Regions from separate parts of the Homo sapiens genome. Here region 2 is linked to region 1. The links are chromatin contacts, found by Hi-C or POLR2A ChIA-PET in ENCODE. All regions are on one chromosome and are shown on one strand. The core of a region is the stretch at or near the end of the contact, and the rest is flanking DNA. Distances in the headings are between cores, read along the strand shown.

The links. A loop is a pair of places that touch in the nucleus more often than their neighbours do. ChIA-PET counts read pairs that join two places held with the same protein, here RNA polymerase II (POLR2A). Pooled maps may share reads with other maps.
Region 2: a map of mammary epithelial cell shows a loop between it and region 1 (6-fold over the local background). The contact joins two enhancer-like sites. A Hi-C loop is called at or near these places in 3 of 168 maps with a recorded cell type or tissue (A673, mammary epithelial cell and naive thymus-derived CD4-positive, alpha-beta T cell) and 8 of 50 pooled maps. POLR2A ChIA-PET finds 5 or more read pairs at or near these places in 5 of 52 experiments (A673, BJ, T-cell and 2 more).

What each region holds. Positions count from the first base shown.
Region 1 is chr11:122,630,682-122,633,820 of GRCh38, reverse strand. No RefSeq gene overlaps it. Among named protein-coding and RNA genes, the nearest start is that of UBASH3B, 23 kb to the left of the region's middle. Within about 2 kb of position 1,445, at least 2 of the 41 ENCODE cell types and tissues checked have a DNase peak (open chromatin) inside an H3K27ac peak, as active enhancers do; they include mammary epithelial cell, where a contact is called at or near this core.
Region 2 is chr11:122,802,303-122,805,635 of GRCh38, reverse strand. All of the region lies in intron 11 of UBASH3B (ubiquitin associated and SH3 domain containing B), which reads right to left. Among named protein-coding and RNA genes, the nearest start is that of CRTAM, 35 kb to the left of the region's middle. RefSeq lists enhancers at 302-820, 1,624-2,366. Within about 2 kb of position 1,840, at least 4 of the 41 ENCODE cell types and tissues checked have a DNase peak (open chromatin) inside an H3K27ac peak, as active enhancers do; they include mammary epithelial cell, where a contact is called at or near this core.

The DNA of each region.
Region 1 (3,139 bases), core at 196-2,695:
GAATCACTTGAGGCTAGTAGTTCCAGGTTAGCTTGGGGAATATAGCAAGACCCCGATTCTACAGACAACTTAAAAAATTAGCCAGGCTTGGTGACACACCTGTAGTCCCAGCTACTCAGGAGGCTGAGGTGGGAGGATTGCACGAGTCCAGGATGTTGAGGTTGCAGTGAGCTGTGATCACGTCCCTGTATTCCAGCCTGGGTGATACAGCAAGTCCCTGTCTCTAAAAAAAATAAAAATAAAAATAAATTTTTAAAATTAATCAGAGGATCAGTTACGGATTAAAATGCAATATTGAACTCTCTGTATTGGAAGCAGCAACAGTGTTGCGAGGACTGCTTCTCTCCTGGGATTCAGGCATGGGCCGGCTGGCTTTAGAAACTCTCTATTTCCCTATAGTCTGGTGTTACAGGTCCCTCTTGTGTTGGTTGTTAACATTGTCTTGCTTCTGTTCTAGAACCATGAGAACCTGATTCTGTAATTGAGTTAATCAGCATATTGCAATCAATATTCTCCTCATCACCATCATCATCACCATCAATAGCTAGGTGTACATACAGAAGACAATGGGAAATCAGTGTAGGGTCGTTTAAAACCACGTGCTTTGTAGCCAGATGGATCTGAGTTCGAACTGTTATTTCTCAGCGATATTACCTGGGGCAAGTTAATTACACTTTTGTGTATTAGTTTCTGCATTGATTAAGTAGAGGTGATAATAATACTCATTTTCAAGAGAAAATAGGATAATGTATATAAAGTGTCCGATGTAGAGTCTTAAAAAATGTACTTCCTTTCCTATTCACTTCTTTTTCTAAGGAAGACAGAATTCTTTTTTATTTTTATTTATTTTATTTTATTTTAGAGATGGAGTCTTGCTCCATCGCCCAGGCTGGAGTGTAGTGACAAGATCTCAGCTCATTGCAACCTCTACCTCCCATGTTCAAGCGATTCTCCTGCCTCAGCCTCTCGAGTAGCTGGGACTACAGGCACCTGACACCATGCCTGACTAATTTTTGTATTTTTAGTAGAGACGAGGTTTTGCCATGTTGGCCAGGCTGGTCTCAAATTCCTGACCTCAGGTGATCTGCTCGCCTCGGCATCCCAAAGTGCTGGGATTACAGGCGTGAGCCACTGCGTCTGGCCCAGAAATTCTTGAAAAGTGAGTAAAGATGTAATCCAGGCAAATTGGATGTGCTGTGAACTTATCAAAGGATTGAGTAATTGTTAAGCTTCCTACATAATGACAAAGCAAAATTTTAAAAAATGACAAATTAGTCAAAGTATCATTTTAACCCATCATTATGCCCAGTAGAGGACCCCTTTGCTTATATCCTGTTTCCCTGTCTTCCTTCCTTTACTGTCCCCGCTCCGGAAGGCTTTGAAGGTCTTGGCTTTTCTTCTTGCGGTTGAAGTCTGGCAAGTGCCTGCTTGCTGCTTCTGTCCTACGACCCTGCTTGTAGCAAGTCCTCAGGTCAAGATATAAACACATTTTATTGCAATTAGTAGGGCAAGTTGTGTGTACAAAGTATTTGCTAAGGCACTACTGATTATACGTAATCATGCTTCTGCTCAACATAAAGGATTTCTCCTTCCTCTGAATTCATATGGGACGTGCAGTGCAAAAATTCATTGAACCCTTAGCATACACCATCTTGTTGTTTATACTACTTGTTCTAATATATACCTTTCCAGGATTCTTGGGGCTGTCTCAATTCCTCTTTGAATTTTTACCAACAAGCCTAGGCTTGACCACAAAGTCAGCTTTGGTAAATATTTATTGTATTAAGTTGAATTGTGTATCTTGTTTGCCTGAGGATACTGGAAATATTTCAAAGAAAGAAATTTGGTTCTCTACTTCTTTGTACCCCCTTTTTCCTCTTTTTAACCCACCATGATGCTCTCGAGAGGATCAGTACATCTTTGATAATATTCACAGTAAGTAATAGAACAAAGCCGACTAGAATTTTAATTTGCAAGCATCCAGCCCAGGACTGAACTTGCTGACAACAACCCTGCCAAAGGTCATTCCCCATTTGCCAGAGCAACTGTAGTTCTGGGGAATGCAACACTTATCAAGGCAGCTATTTCAGACAGAAATCTTATTTTTTTTTTTTTTTTTGTGACTAGAGACAGGGTTTCAGTATGTTGCCCAGGCTGGTCTCAAACTCCTGGCCTCAAGTGATCCTCCTGCCTTGGCCTCCCAAAGTGCTGGGATTACAGGCACGAGCCACTGTGCCTGGCCCAGAAATCTTTGTATGGGGTTACAGTTTTTGTCCCTTTAGATCTAAAACCTATGCATTGGAGGAATTGAAAACTCTTTTAAACCTGCTTTCTACACGACAGCCCAGCACATATTCAAGCTCTTTGTAGATTCAAGATAGCTCTTGAACCAGACATGGTGACATGTGCCTATGTTCCCAGCTACTTGGGAGGCTGAGCCAAGGGGATTGCTTGAGCACAGGAGTTTGAGGCTGGAGTGAGCTATGATCATGCTTGTGAATAGCCACTGCACTATAGGCTGGGTAACACTGCGAGACTCCATATCAAAAAAAAAAAAAAAAAAAAGAAGGAAAACTTTTGAATCTGAATCTGATTTTTCTATGATAAAAACTTCAGTTCACTCATGATATAATTTTTTTTTTTTTTTTTGAGACAGAGTTTCTCTCTTTTTGCCCAGGCTGGAGTGCAACGGTGCGGTCTTGGCTCACTGCAACCTCTGCCTCCCAGGTTCAAACAATTCTCCTGCCTCAGCCTCTCAAGTAGCTGGGATTACAGGCATGTGCTGCCACTCCTGGCTAATTTTTTGTATTTAGTAGAGACGGGGTTTCGCCATGTTGGTCAGGCTGGTCTCGAACTCCTGACCGCAGGTGATCTACCCGCCTTGGCCTCCCAAAATGCTGGGATTACAGGCATGAGCCACCATGCCCGGCCTTGGAGGCTACTCTTAGGGACAACATAGAATCCACATCTACCTCCCACTGCCACTAATCCCAATGACATGGGTAGAGGCTGGTGCTCTTTGCCATAAAACTGCAGACAGGCCTGGCGGAGGACTTGTAGAACTTGAAGTGGGAGATCCAGCAGGACTTGGAGGAACTACAAACATGATCCTGTCCTGAGACAGTCCCGTGCTGAAGAG
Region 2 (3,333 bases), core at 591-3,090, 170 kb before region 1:
TGATAGTGAATAAGTCTCACAAGATCTGATGGTTTATTTTTTAAAATTTTTATTTATTTATTTTTTGTTATTTGTTTTTTGTTGTTGTTGTTGTTTTATTTTTGAGATTGAGTTTCACTCTTGTTGCCCAGGCCGGAGTGCAATGGCTCGATCTCGACTCACTGCAACCTCCGCCTCCTGAGTTCAAGCAATTCTCCTGCCTCAGCCTCCCAAGTAGCTGGGATTAGAGGCATGCGCCACCACACCCGGCTAATTTTGTATTGTTTTTAGTAGAGACAGGGTTTCACCATGTTGGCCAGGCTGGTCTTGAACTCCTGACCTCAGATGATCCGCCCACCTCGGCCTCCCAAAGTGCTGGGATTACAGGCATGAGCCACTGCACCCAGCCAATCTGACCGTTTTAAAAAGGGGAGTTCCCTGCACAAGCTCTCTCTTTGCCTGCTGCAATCCATGTTAAGACGTGACTTGCTTCTCCTTGCCTTCCGCCATGATTGTGAGGCTTCCCCAGTCACATGTAACTATAAGTCCAGTTAAACCTCTTTCTTTTGTAAATTGCCCAGTCCCAGGTATGTCTTTGTCAGCAGCGTGAAAACGAACTAACACAGCATGGAAGAGGATGATCAAAGCTAGGCTTCCTGTCCCGGTGCCCCTGCATGTCTTCAAACCCAGTCACCAATGCCCTTGGGGCCTGCCTCTGCCTGCCTCCACCCCCGCTTAACTATGTAGAGTTTCTATGTTGTTTCTGGTCCACAAGATGTTTATCTTGTTTTCTGGGTACAACTATGTCATTTCAATTTTCTTATTTTGTCAATTTTCATATTTTGTCTTTCACTGCTGGGTGTTTAGTGCCTGGTGGAGGTGTGGTAAGTTCTCAAAATGAATTCACATGGCCTCTTGATCAGAAGTAGGCTATTACCACTACTATTAGCACTGAAAATATTTACTGAGGTTCCCATATGTGTCAGGCTCTGTGCGAGTGTCCTGCTTGCATTTCTTCGGTCTAATCCTCCCAGCAATGCTTTCATAAATGCTGTTTATGGATGACAAAACAGAAGCTCAGAAAGGCTGCAGCTGACTTCCCTATGCTAACACCGTTAGCAACTCTTAGAATCTGGATTTGAATCTGAGTCTGGAGTCTGGCCTGTGAGCCGATCCTCTACACACAGCTTCTGACAGTGCCCTTGCTAAGCCTGGCCTTCTGTGCACACCGGCTTACTGTCCAGGGGAAGGATGCCGTTCCACTTGAAGGAAACTTGCCCATATCCTGCATTCTCTCAGCATGCCTGTTTCTCCTAGGAAACAGCCTTCTGAGTCTCACAACACCCTGGGGGATAGGTAGAGACCTGAATCACCACTTGTTGGGGCTGTACCTCATTGTTCTGGAGCAAGCTTTCTCCTCTTTTTCTGTCCCCATCCCCACCTCTCACCCAGTTCCATCACCATTTATGTCACCTCATCTCCCAGGCCCATCCCCTGCCCACAGTGACAAAAGTCCACTTTGTATGGCCCAGGGAGTCATTTCAAGTGTGAGACCATGTAATGTGTGAGATTTATGTAGGTGAAGAGCGGGATACATGCTGGGATCTGGTTCGTCCTGATCAGTTCTTGCCTATGGCTTCTCCCAGCACCTTAAAGTGGAGCCTGTGAATGACTCCAGTGTCTGGAGTCCTGATGGGCTTGGCCTGAGTCAAAGCTTCCTCACCCTTGTCAGCAGGTCACGTCATGCTGCTAGCCACACCTGCAGGCCCTGTACTGTCCTCAGAGTCAGGTGGCCTTCCCCCCACCCACTCAACCTGGAATACGGTGCTCTGGAAGTCAGGTGGCATCCCCGAAACTGTATCCTCCCCCATATACTCTCTGCTCCCCACCTTGCTGTGGTCCAGGTTGTAAGCACAGGCCTCTGCTTTGAGCCTCATGCCAAAGTTTGATTTGTTTCCCCTCCAACACTCCAGATCCATACCCTCCCCCAGTCCCCTGTCCTCTGAGTCAGGGCTCTGTTCTGAAGCCCCACCCAGCTGGTGTGGATTTTGTTTTTTCTGCCTTGCTCCTCTGGCCCAGCTCCTCAAGGCTGGGGTTGTTTTCAACCCCCCCAGGCCCTGGGCTGGTCTTGCTGCCTGTGGATGATGCTTCAATATTAGTCACCAGCCTGGTTAGCTTCCCTAACTCGGCTTTCAGTCCCACCTCCCTCCTGTTCTCTTCCTACCCCTGTTGCAAGGTGAGAGGGCTCTTTCAGCAGAGCCTGCCTGATTCACACTACCCCGGCTCTCAGGGCTTCCCTTTCTGCCTGTCACCACATGTCTTCAATCATCTGGGCACCACTTCCTTGCTTCCAAAGGCTTGTCCATTTGGCATCATTAATTTCATAGGGAATTAAACTCCGGGGCTGTCCCTTTCACATGCTTCAACTTTGGCTTTCTCAACTGATTTTTCAAATTAGAGGCTTCATCTCCTACCCCAACTCCCTCGCCAAACAGAAAATGGTTGAATTGAATTCTGATTTGCCGGAGAGGAAAAGGCAATCTGGAATAAGGACTGTGTCCTGATCCCCAGGCTCCTGGCATTCATCCTTCTGCTCACACTGCTGGTGGGGTGTGTATCTGAGTGTACATTGACAGGCTCAGGTAGGACGATTCTGGAGACCTTTGTAAGGCCGCTTGGGAGGCAATGGCAAAACACATCTAGAGGAAATATAAAATACATAGTTGACCTAAATTGGTCTGGGTGGGGCTGGTGGTAAATGGTGAAAGTCACTTAACCAATGTTGGTGGCAACTCCTCCTCTTTCCAGGCCAAAGGGATGCTGGCTGCTGCATGGGGGACAACAATTTATTGCTAATTCCCTGCAAAGAACAGAAAACCAGTGGCCAGAGAGGGGATAGAACAAAATGTGAAGTGTATTCATAGGGGATCCTGTTGATTGATCTAATTTTGTTTTTGAGGAATGCTAATTCCTTTAAGACAAGCAGCAGCAGCAGCACATAACTAGTTAATGGGGTTATCCGAGGTCTTATTTGCTGAACAGAAAAAATGAGTATGGAAAAAGAATATATTGTCTATTACCTTAGCCAGAAATGCACATTGCTTTAATGTGGTTTGGGTAGGTATTTAAAATGAAAGGTCAACAGATATCACATAAGAAAGTTCTGCTTATATTGACCACTTGTTACAAACTCTGCCTTAAGAAATATGAACTTAATTCCCCATTATAATGGTTGTGACTATCTGTTCCTTCTCAAAGAGATTTTTACAAATACCTGAGTAGACTTTTGATAGTTAAGGTAACTATATTATTATTAATTCTTTTTTTTTTTTTTTTTTTTTTTCAGACAGAGTC